Regions from separate parts of the Homo sapiens genome. Here region 2 is linked to region 1. Evidence: chromatin loops called from intact Hi-C (ENCODE). Cell type or tissue: HepG2. All regions are shown on one strand.

What was found. Peaks named below come from ENCODE experiments on the same cell type or tissue, not always from the same donor. Only the 100,000 strongest peaks of a DNase experiment are listed, where the experiment ranks them.
Region 2: it touches region 1 in a loop (8-fold over the local background); 1 of 110 quality-filtered maps calls a loop at or near these places.

Annotation. Positions count from the first base shown.
Region 1 is chr17:64,702,482-64,707,481 of GRCh38, reverse strand. No RefSeq gene overlaps it. Among named protein-coding and RNA genes, the nearest start is that of SMURF2, 43 kb to the right of the region's middle. RefSeq lists an enhancer at 1-1,098. In HepG2, no CTCF peak of the experiment used is centred here; DNase peaks (open chromatin) are centred at 141, 1,091, 2,721 and 3,121.
Region 2 is chr17:64,936,469-64,941,468 of GRCh38, reverse strand. No RefSeq gene overlaps it. Among named protein-coding and RNA genes, the nearest start is that of LRRC37A3, 19 kb to the right of the region's middle. In HepG2, a CTCF peak has its summit at 2,399 (motif pointing right); a DNase peak (open chromatin) is centred at 2,438.

The DNA.
Region 1 (5,000 bases):
TGGGAACCCCAGAGGAGGAAGCACCTGTTTTTGCCCTAACTTAGGGAAGGGCTTTGGATTCTCCGCCATTCAGAATGAGTCACTGTGAGACTGCGGAGCGGATTTTACTCATCCCCCAGGAATGGACCCTTGGAAGGCTCCAGAATGACTAGCCTCAAGTGTTCTGTCTCAGGCACGGGGCATTTTCCCCCACTCCACGTCTGCAGTCACTTCCTCTCTGGACACATCCTGTTTCTGGGAGCAGGCGGCATGCCAAGCAGATTGCAGCCTCTGAGCAGACGGGCGGAGACATCCTTCCTCTTATTTCTAGTACCTAATCCCATCTTCCTTCCCAGTCAGAGATATCGATCAGCATCTCTGCTTTTCCCAGGTCCCTGCACGCCAGGGAGGGAGAGTAGAGAAGGAACATGTTTCTATTGGCAACTCCAACTTATTGGAAGTGCTTAGAAACCTCTGCTGATTTCTCACCAGCTTCTGAAGCACAGGTAATCAAGAGAAGATCTAGGGCAAGGAGCCATCTATTCATTCACTCAGTAAATATTTATTAAGTGCCTACTATGTGCCAAGCCCTGTTCTGGATGCCAGGCTACGGTTGTAAACAAAACATAGAAATCAATGTCCTCATAGCAATTACGTTCTGCTGGGAGGGACAGCTGATAAACAAGATAAAAGATATAAAAATTATAGCATGTGAGATAGTGATAAATGCTGAGCAAAGAAAAAAAGCTGGGAAAGCAATATGTAATGTCAGGCATTGGGGAAGTATGAAATGTCAAACCAGGGGGCTGGGAAAGTCCTTGCTGAGAAAGGAAATTTCGAGTAGAGACTTGACAGAGGCAAGGGAGTGAGCTGGCAGTTAGCTGGGGCAAGGGCATTCTAGGCAGTGGGAAGAGAAAGTGTAAAGTTCCTGAGATTAAGAGCTCACCTGGGCAGTTTGATGAACAGGGGAAAGGCCAGTTTGATGAACAGCATGGCTGGAATGGAGTGAGGACGGGAGCGTCACAGGAGTTAAAGTCAGTGTGGCTAAAAGGAGCAGTATCTTGCTACAATTTGTGGGTGGTAGTATGGACTTTGGTTTGCACCCAGCATGATACAGGAAGCCACTGGAGGGTTTTAATGGAGAAGTGACAGGCTCTGATTTATGTTTGAACAGGATCTTTTGGGAAGCGGCACCGATAGTATCCTGAACAGGGTGAGAGCAGGATGTGGGAGCAGCAAAACCACTTAGGAGGGCACTGCAGGCCAGGCGCTGTGGCTCACCCCTGTAATCCCAGCACTTTGGGAGGCTGAGGTGAGTGGATCACTTGAGGTCAGGAGTTCAAGACCAGGCTGGGCAACATGGTGAAACCCCGTCTCTACTAAAAATACAAAAATTAGCCGGGCATGGTGGTGTGCACCTGTAATCCCAGCTACTGGGGAGGCTGAGGCAGGAGAATTGCTTGAACCTGGACAGCGGAGGTTGCAGTGAGTTGAGATCACTTCAGTGCACTCCAGTCTGGGAGACTACATCTCAAAATAAATAAATAAAATAAGAGAAAAAAAGTAAAAGGGCACTGCAGTAGGCTAGGAGAGAGAGAATGGTGGTTTGGACAGGTAGTGGTAGGGAGTGGTAAGCTGTGATTCCAGAATATTCTGAAGATAGAGCTCACAGGATCTGCTGATAGACCAGATGTGGAGCATGAGAAAATAGAGAAAAAGATATACCCATGTTTCCAGCCTAAATAAATGGAAGAACAGAGTTGCTGTTAGTAAAGATGGAAAACCCATAGGAAGAATTGGCTCAGGGCAGAATATCAGAAGCTGTTGGCCATGGAAAGGTGGAGATGCCCATTGGACATCCATGTGCAGCTGTCAAGCAGACTTTGGAGATAACGGTCTGTAGTTCAGAGGAGAGGTTCTGGCTAGAGGTACAAATCTGGAGTCATGCTTTCAGTGCTGGGACTGGTCAGGTTGGATTTTGTTTCATATGGTGAATATTTAAAAAATGTAATCTTTCAAAATTTATAGTATGTGACCCTTTAAAGATGTAAGTCAGATTATGGGATTTTTCTACTTTGAACCTTCAAATTATTTCCCTTTTCATTCAGTTTGAAAAGCAAAGTCTGAAGATAGTTTGGTAGCATCTATCAAAGTAAAACCTAGATGGCTAGGCATGGTGGCTCACACCTGTAATCCCAGTACTTTGGGAGGCCGAGGTGGGTAGATCATTTGAGGTCAGGAGTTTGAGGCCAGCCTGGCCAAAATGGCAAAACCCCGTCTCTACTAAAAATACAAAAATTAGCCGGGCATAGTGGTGGGTGCCTGTAATGCCAGCCACTCAGGAGGCTGAGGCAGGAGAATCGCTTAAACCCAGAAGGTGGAGGTTGCAGTGAGCCAAGATTGAGCCACTACACTTCAGCCGGGGTGACAGAGTGAGACTCCATCCCCCGCTACCAAAAAAAAAAAGTAAAACCTAAACCTAATAATCTCACCCTGAATGCATACTCATGTGTTCCAAATGACACAAATGAGAATGGTCATCGCAGCGTTTGAAATAGCCCCCAAACTGGAAACAACCCAAATATTGATCCATGGTAGAATGGACAAATCAATTGTGTTATATTTACACAGTGCAATATTACAGGGCAATGAAAAAAAATGAAGCATCACTATGCACGATAACATGGACAAATCTCATAACCATAACACTGAGGGAGTGAAGCCTGACACCAAAGGGTAATACTGTGTGATTCATAAGCACAAAGTTCAAAACAGGCAAAACTGATCCAGTGTGGACTGAAAGTCCAAAATCAAGTAATGACAGGAGGCGTGAAAGAGGCTTCAGGGTTGCTGGTAGTGGTTTTTTGTTTTTTGTTTTTTGTTTTGAGATGGAGTTTTGCTCTTTTGCCCAGGCTGGAGTGAAGTAGCGTGATCTCGGCTCACTGCAACCTCCGTCTCCTGGGTTCAAACGATTCACCTGCCTCAGCCTCCAAGTAGCTGGGATTATAGGTGCACGCCACCACGCCTGGCTAATTTTTGTATTTTTAGTAGAGATGGGGTTTCGCCATCTTGGCTAGGCTGGTCTCAAACTCCTGACCTCAGGTGATCCACCCGCCTCGGCCTCCCAAAGTCCAAGGGTTGCAAGTGTGAGTCACTGCGCCCGGCCAGGGTTGCTGGTAGTGTTCTTTTTTTTTTTTTTTTTTTTTTTTTTTAATCTCAGCTCACCTCAACCTCTGCCTCCCAGGTTCAAGTGATTCTCCTGCGTCAGCCTCCCGAGTAGCTGGGATTACAGGTGCGCACCACCATGCCCAGCCAATTTTTGTAATTTTATTAGAGACGGGGTTTCACCACGTTGGCCAGGCTGGTCTCAAACTTCTGACCTCAGGCGATCCTCCTGCCTTGGCCTCCCAAAGTGCTGGGATTACAGGCATGAGCCCCCACACCCAGCAAGCTGCTGTTAGCGTTTCATAGCTTGGTTGGGATGATGGTTTAAATGGGTGGGTTGGTGAAAAATCAGGCTGGGTGCAGTGACTCACCCCTGTAATCCCAGCACTTTGGGAGGCCAAGGCAGGAGGATCGCTTGAGCCCAGGAGTTTGAGACCAGCCTGGCAACAAGGTAAAACACTGTCTCTACAAAAAATACAAAAATTAGCCAGGTGCAGTGGTTTGCATCTGTAGTCTCAGGTACTCAGGAAGCTGAGGTGGGAGGATCACTTGAGCCCCAGAGGTAGAGGTTGCAGTGAGCCAAGATCCCACCACTGCATTCCAGCCTGGGTGACGAGAGTAAAACCCTGTCTCAAAAAAAAAAAAAAATGCACTGAGTTGTACACTTACGATGTTTCCTTTTCTCTATATGTGCTATATTCCATGAAAAGCTTACACAAAGTCCTTGTCTAAAAGGCTCCACATGATAATACCACTCCCTCTCCCTAATCATATTTCTGGTTGAATTCCAACTTTGTTCACTCCATTCTGTATTTTTTAATTTAGTTTTATTTCTTTAAGGCAGAGTCTCGCTCTGTTGCTCAGGCTGGAGTGCAGTGGCACAACCTTGGCTAACTGCAACCTCTGCCTCCCAGGTTCAAGTGATTCTCATGCTTCAGCCTCCCAAGTGGCTGTGGTCACATGCACGTGCCACCATGTGTGGCTCATTTGTTCACTCCATTCTTGCGACCCTTTTCTCATTGCTGTTCTCCGACAGAACACTGTTGGCTGTTTCCTCCTCTAGGATCTTGCATTTACAGCTCCATCTTCTCCCAGATATCCACATAGACTGCTCCCTTGCCTAATTCAAGTCTCTGCTTAAACTTAGCCTTATCAGAGAAGTCTCCCCAACTAACCTATGTGAAATAATGTCCTCTGCCACTCTTGTTCCCTTACCCTCCTTTATTTTTCTTTTCTAGAAAATTTAAAAACAATAGAATTTATTGTGCATAGTTCTAGAGGCTGGAAAGTCCAAAATCAAGGCATCAGCTGATTTGGTATCTGGGAAGGGCTTGTTCTCTGCTTCATAGAGGGTGCCTTCTTGCTACATACTCACATGGCTGACGGGCCTTTCTTTATTTTTCCTAAGGCTTTATCATCACTTTGCATGTTATGGGTTTATTTGTTCGTGTATTTATTGTCTATTTGTCTCACTAGAATCTAAGTCCATGAGAATAGATATTTTGTTTTTGTTCACTGTTTTATCCCAGTGGCCTGGCACATGGTAGATGTTCATAAAATATTTCCTGAATGAATGAAATGAAATATGAAGCAGCAGGCCAGGCGCAGTGACTCACGCCTGTAATCCCAGCACTTTGGGAGGCCAAGGCTGGCAGAGTACTTGAGGTCAGGTGTTCGAGACTAGCTGGCCAACATGGTGAAACCCCGTCTCTACTAAAAATACAAAAATTAGGCGAGTGTGGTGGAACACACCTGTAGTCCCAGCTACATGGGAGGCTGAGGCAGGAGAATTGCTTGAACCCAGGAGACAGAAGCTGCAGTGAGCCGAGATTGTGCCACTTGCACTCCAGCCTGGG
Region 2 (5,000 bases), 230 kb before region 1:
TCGTCATTAATTCATGGATACGCCTACTTGATAGTCTTTAAGGATGACTGCTCCAAGGTATAGCCAGCTCGCTGGCCAGCCCATCTACCCATCCACTTACCGATTCACCCATCCACCCACCCATCTACACACTGCCCACCCATCTACCCATCCACCTACCCATCTACCCAGCTAGCCATCTACACAATCACCCACCCATCTACCCATCTACCTACCCATCCACCTACCCATCTAGCTATCTACCCGTTCACCCACCTATCTACCCATCTACCTACTGATCCACCTACCCACCAACCCATCCACTCATCCACCTACCCATTTACTCATTCACCTGCCCAGGTAACCATCCACCTACCCATCCACTCATCCACCATCCACCTGCCTATCTGTCTGTCTATCTATCTATCTATCTATCTATCTATCTATCTATCTACCTAATCAGTCATTTATCTGCTGGTGCCTTAAGCGGTTATGTCTGTAGCTGCAGGAAACCATCCTCAGACTCCCTCCTGGGGACCAAGACAGCCACCGACGGAGCTCTGCCCAGGGCTGTGGACAGGCACCAAGCTTTTCTCTTGGTTAGCTCCCCCACGTCACAGTGCCTGAACCAGTGACCCCAGCTTCCCTTGTTTAGAGGAGCCAAACTCCTCTAAACAGATGAACAGCAGCAGCAAAGAGGATTGAACACCCCTCTGTCCCTCACCAGCCCTGAGTGGCTGTGACGAGCTGGGCTCGAGACTTACCAGGTGCTTGGTGAGGTCCCAGCTGTGGATGATCCTGGCCAGAATCACTGAGGCATCATCTTGGTGGCAGATGTCACAGTAATAGAGGCCAGAGAAGGCACAGAGCTTGGGTCGTACAAAGAAGCCGATCTGCTGGAAGCAGCCTGGGAGATGGGTAGAGAGTGAGTGGTATGGCCAGAGTCAGCTCCTAGTAACTTGGGAGCTTCTGTGGTGGAAAGGATCTGTTAATTTTTTTTAAAGGTAGGCACAAAGTCAAGAATAACCACCACTCATATTTCCACCACTCAGAACTCCCCCTACTAATTAATCTTTACAACAACACACTGTAAGAACTATCATTATTTTACAGCTGAAGAAATGGGTGCTCAGAGAGGTTAGGAAACCTGTCCGGTCACATAGTGATGAAGTGGTGTGGCTGGCATTCAGATCTGGGTTTGCCTGCTTCCTTGGTTTGCCTGCTTCCTGGGGAAGGCACACATGCTTGGTCTAATGCCCCCAGGCAGCCCCCGCACAGGGGCATAAGAGCTTCCGGGTGGTACACTGGAGGCAGATGGGTAGGTGACCAGGAGGGTCCCAGGTGGGTTCCATCTGCAGGGACCAGGCCTTTCAGAAGGCAGCTCTGAAGTCCTGTTTTCCATTGCTAAAGGGGCAGCGTGTTCCCACAAGTGTTATAAAACCCCATTCCAGAATGTCATCATAATCGTGCGCAGTCATTCAGGGAAGCACTTCTGGAAAAGTACTATATTGTCTCAAAACTGCCTACAGGCAGGTGAAAAATACTGTTTCACCTGTCAAATAGGAAAATATTTCCCTGAAAACTACGCTGTGCAAGTGATGATTATAGAGAACTCTTGATTCCACCTGTAGCTCCGAGCAAATCCAGCCCGATGAAGCCCCAGGTGTTTTAAATGGTCCTTCCAAAGGTCTTTACCCTCAGTAGTTGGTTTATGTAACAGCTCTGAGGGGCTTGACCAGATCTACTATTTGTTTTGTTTTGTTTTGTTTGTTTGTTTGTTTGTTTTGAGATGGAGTCTCCCTTTGTCGCCCAGGCTGGAGTGCAGTGGCGCGATCTCGGCTCACTGCAGCCTCAGCCTCCTGGGTTCAAGTGATTCTCCTATCTCAGCCTCCCGAGTAGCTGGGATTACAGGCACCCGCCACCATGCCCAGCTAATTTTTGTATTTTTATGTTGGCCAGGCTGGAGGATCTGCTATTTGTTTAATGTCCTCCAGTGCTTCCTTTTTTTTTTTTTTTTTTTTTGAGACAGAGTCTTGCTCTGTCACCCAGGCTGGAGTACAGTGGTATGATCTCAGCTCACCGCAACCTCTGACTCTTGGGCTCAAGTGCCTCGGCCTCCCCAGGAGCTGGGATTACAGACGTGCACCACCACACCCAGCTGATTATTGTATTTCCAGTAGAGATAGGGTTTTGCCATGTTGGCTGGTTCCAGAGCCTGTGTTCTGCTCCATTACCCTTGTTGCCTGTGTCTAGTGTCCCTGCTGCTGGCTCAGCAATGCCAGCCTCCTCTAGGTCCACCCGTCCACTCGGGCCCCAGAATGGAAGCAGCAGAGTAGGGGCTGTGGCGAGCAATAAGTGGCTGGGGGACAGGGGCCGCGGTCAGGGCTGGCCACGGGAAGCAGACAGGCAGCCAGCAGGGGGCAGGGCAGTCTGCACAGTGTCTGATGCCTCAGGACTGTGGAGCAAGGCTGGCTTTGGCCCCCTTGGTTGGATAGTTCTTACAGTGTAGAGGTGTCTCCACAGCGGGGGGCCAGTGGGAGCGGCCAGTGGGTGTGCCCTGGGCAAAAGGCAAAGGCCCTGACTCCCCCAGGGGCAGGCAGAAGGGTCCCTGGGCCTTGGGACCAGAGGGCGGGCTCTGCTGCTCACTAGCTGCCTCACCCTGACCTTCACCTAATTTCTTCAAGCTTCCATTTCAGTGTCTGTAAAATTCAGCTACTACCAGCTATTTTTGTGGGGTTATTACAAAGCTTAAATGAGACAAGGTTCTGCAAGTACTGTGCAAATTATGAAATACAACCCAGATGCCAGTGGTTGGTGTCTGCCACTGAGCCATGCCTGCTGGGTAGAAAGGAAACCCAAGCTCCCTTGTCTCTAAAAACAAAAACAAAAACAGAAACAAAAAATAAAAACAAAACCCCACAAGACTCCAGACCTAGTCATCAGAGTAGCTCATGAGATGAAACCAGTTTTCCAACTTTGCTTTGTAGATATCCTGGTTCTAGAACTGAATGGAGCTTGGTGAATAATCAAGAAACTACACAGTCAGGTTCTTTGCAGAATTGCTTTTTCTGAGCTGAGACATGAGGTCATGCTGCTGGCCTTCATCATAATAATGCCACCTGAAGCAGCCCCATTAAACCTCCCTGGAGGTGTTTTGCAGGGTACCTGACTTGTCCTTCTAGATCCCATGTTCACAGAGCTACACACAAGAAATTTAAGAGCGAAGGGTTAGGAAAAAGCTTTGATTCCCTCAACATCTGGGTGGGTTTTATTATTTTTTCAACAACAAAGAGACATGCACCTGATAGCCCCTCTCTTTTCACCTTACCTAGCAGGAAAGTCAGAGCTAAATTTTCTTCAGCAACCACACCTTAGCACCTGTACATCATCTGCCCCCTAATTCCTCTCCATCTTGAGTCCCATCTCTAACTTGTTTTTTGTGGTCCTGGCTTTTCAGTGAATTTGCCAGTTCACCACGTGTGTTTCTGTTGTGATCTGCCTCAAACCTTCTAGGGACTGAGGTCAGGGTAAGAGTAGTTTAAAAACAAGATAAGACGTGGACAGTGAAGGGTGTGGCATTGGGAGTACCCATCCTGGGTCTTCTCTCCCTTCCTGTGGGGGTAACCTGGTAGTCTTGCCCACTGCCCCGGTTTATTCACTGGGGATGCAGTCCAGACAGAAATGGGGCTTTGGCTCAGGGACAGGGAAGGGCACCTGGGGAGAAAGAGGTTTCCCAACCAGGCCTGTCACAGTAAGCAGCCAAGGACACGGAGCCTCCTGTCTCTCTCAGGCTGGGACGAGGGCTGCCATTCTAGGCATGAGAATTTCCTCTTCCAGAGGCCCTACTCCTCACCACCCTCCAGGGCAAGGATTATTATTAACTCAGCTCCTGGAGGGGGAACTGCAGAATCTGTGATGCTAGAAACACAGGACAGGTCCCCTGGGGCGGGGATGCAGCTTTGGCCTTGAGCCCTGAGAATGGTAGCCCCAATTCTTCCCAGGTCCTCCTACTTGGGGCTTGCCTACAGTAAGGGTCCCAGAGCACTGCCAGCAACTGCACCAATATCACCTCTCTGGCTCTGGACTCTTACCTCTATTAATACAGCCAAAAGCTGCACTCAGTGTTGGCTCATAGGGAATTAAGGGTCAAAAACCCCCAGGTCATTTCCAGGTCACTAGTTTCAGAGGGCTGGCAGGCATCACTAAGCCCCTTCCCTCCTTCTCCCCACCCCCACCACTCACCTCCAGCACGTTCTTCTTACTGGATTTGTTTTAGGGGCCCAGCAGAGAGTGGTGCTCTTCAGCTCCACTGTGTAGTCGGGGGTAGAAAACTTGGAAGGCTGCCTCTGTGGGAGAGGGAGGAAGGTCACAGGGAGCCCTCGGCTCAGATGTGTCTGCTGTGGCACTCTGACTCCAGGAATAGGATGGGCATGGCCAGGAAACAACTCTGGGGAAAGAGCTCCAAGGGTTCCTGAACCCAGAGACCCTGATCTGTGAGGCCCAGAGGGAGGGGGCGTTAACCAAAGCAGTCCCTCCCTCATCTCAGCATGGTTGGGGAGGGGGCAGCGACCCTTGCCCTTAGAGGGAGAGTGGGTTTGGGAGTCAGATAAACTGGGTTCAGAGCTTGACTGTACCATTTACAAGCTGGGTGACCCTAGCCAAATCCCCTCATCTCCCTGAGCCTCAGTTTCCCCATCTGTAAAATGAAGATAGCCCCTCAGGTAAGTGAGGAGGTCATGTGGCACCTGGCCGGGCAGTGCTCATTGAACAGCGATTCCTTCCCATCCCTAATGCCTGGTGGTGCCCCCAGATCTGCAGGCAGGCCCTGAAGTTTCTGATGCAGATCTGGGCCCAGCCCCTCATCAACCTGCAGATGGCAAACGCATCTCTGTACGAGCATGTGGAGCGGATGCACCTCATCGGGAGGAGCTGGGAGCAGCTAAAGCTCCTGGGGGATTACCTGGGCCCGTGCTGGAGCGGTGCCCTGAAGGAGCTCAGGAGGAGGTGAGCACCCTTTACGT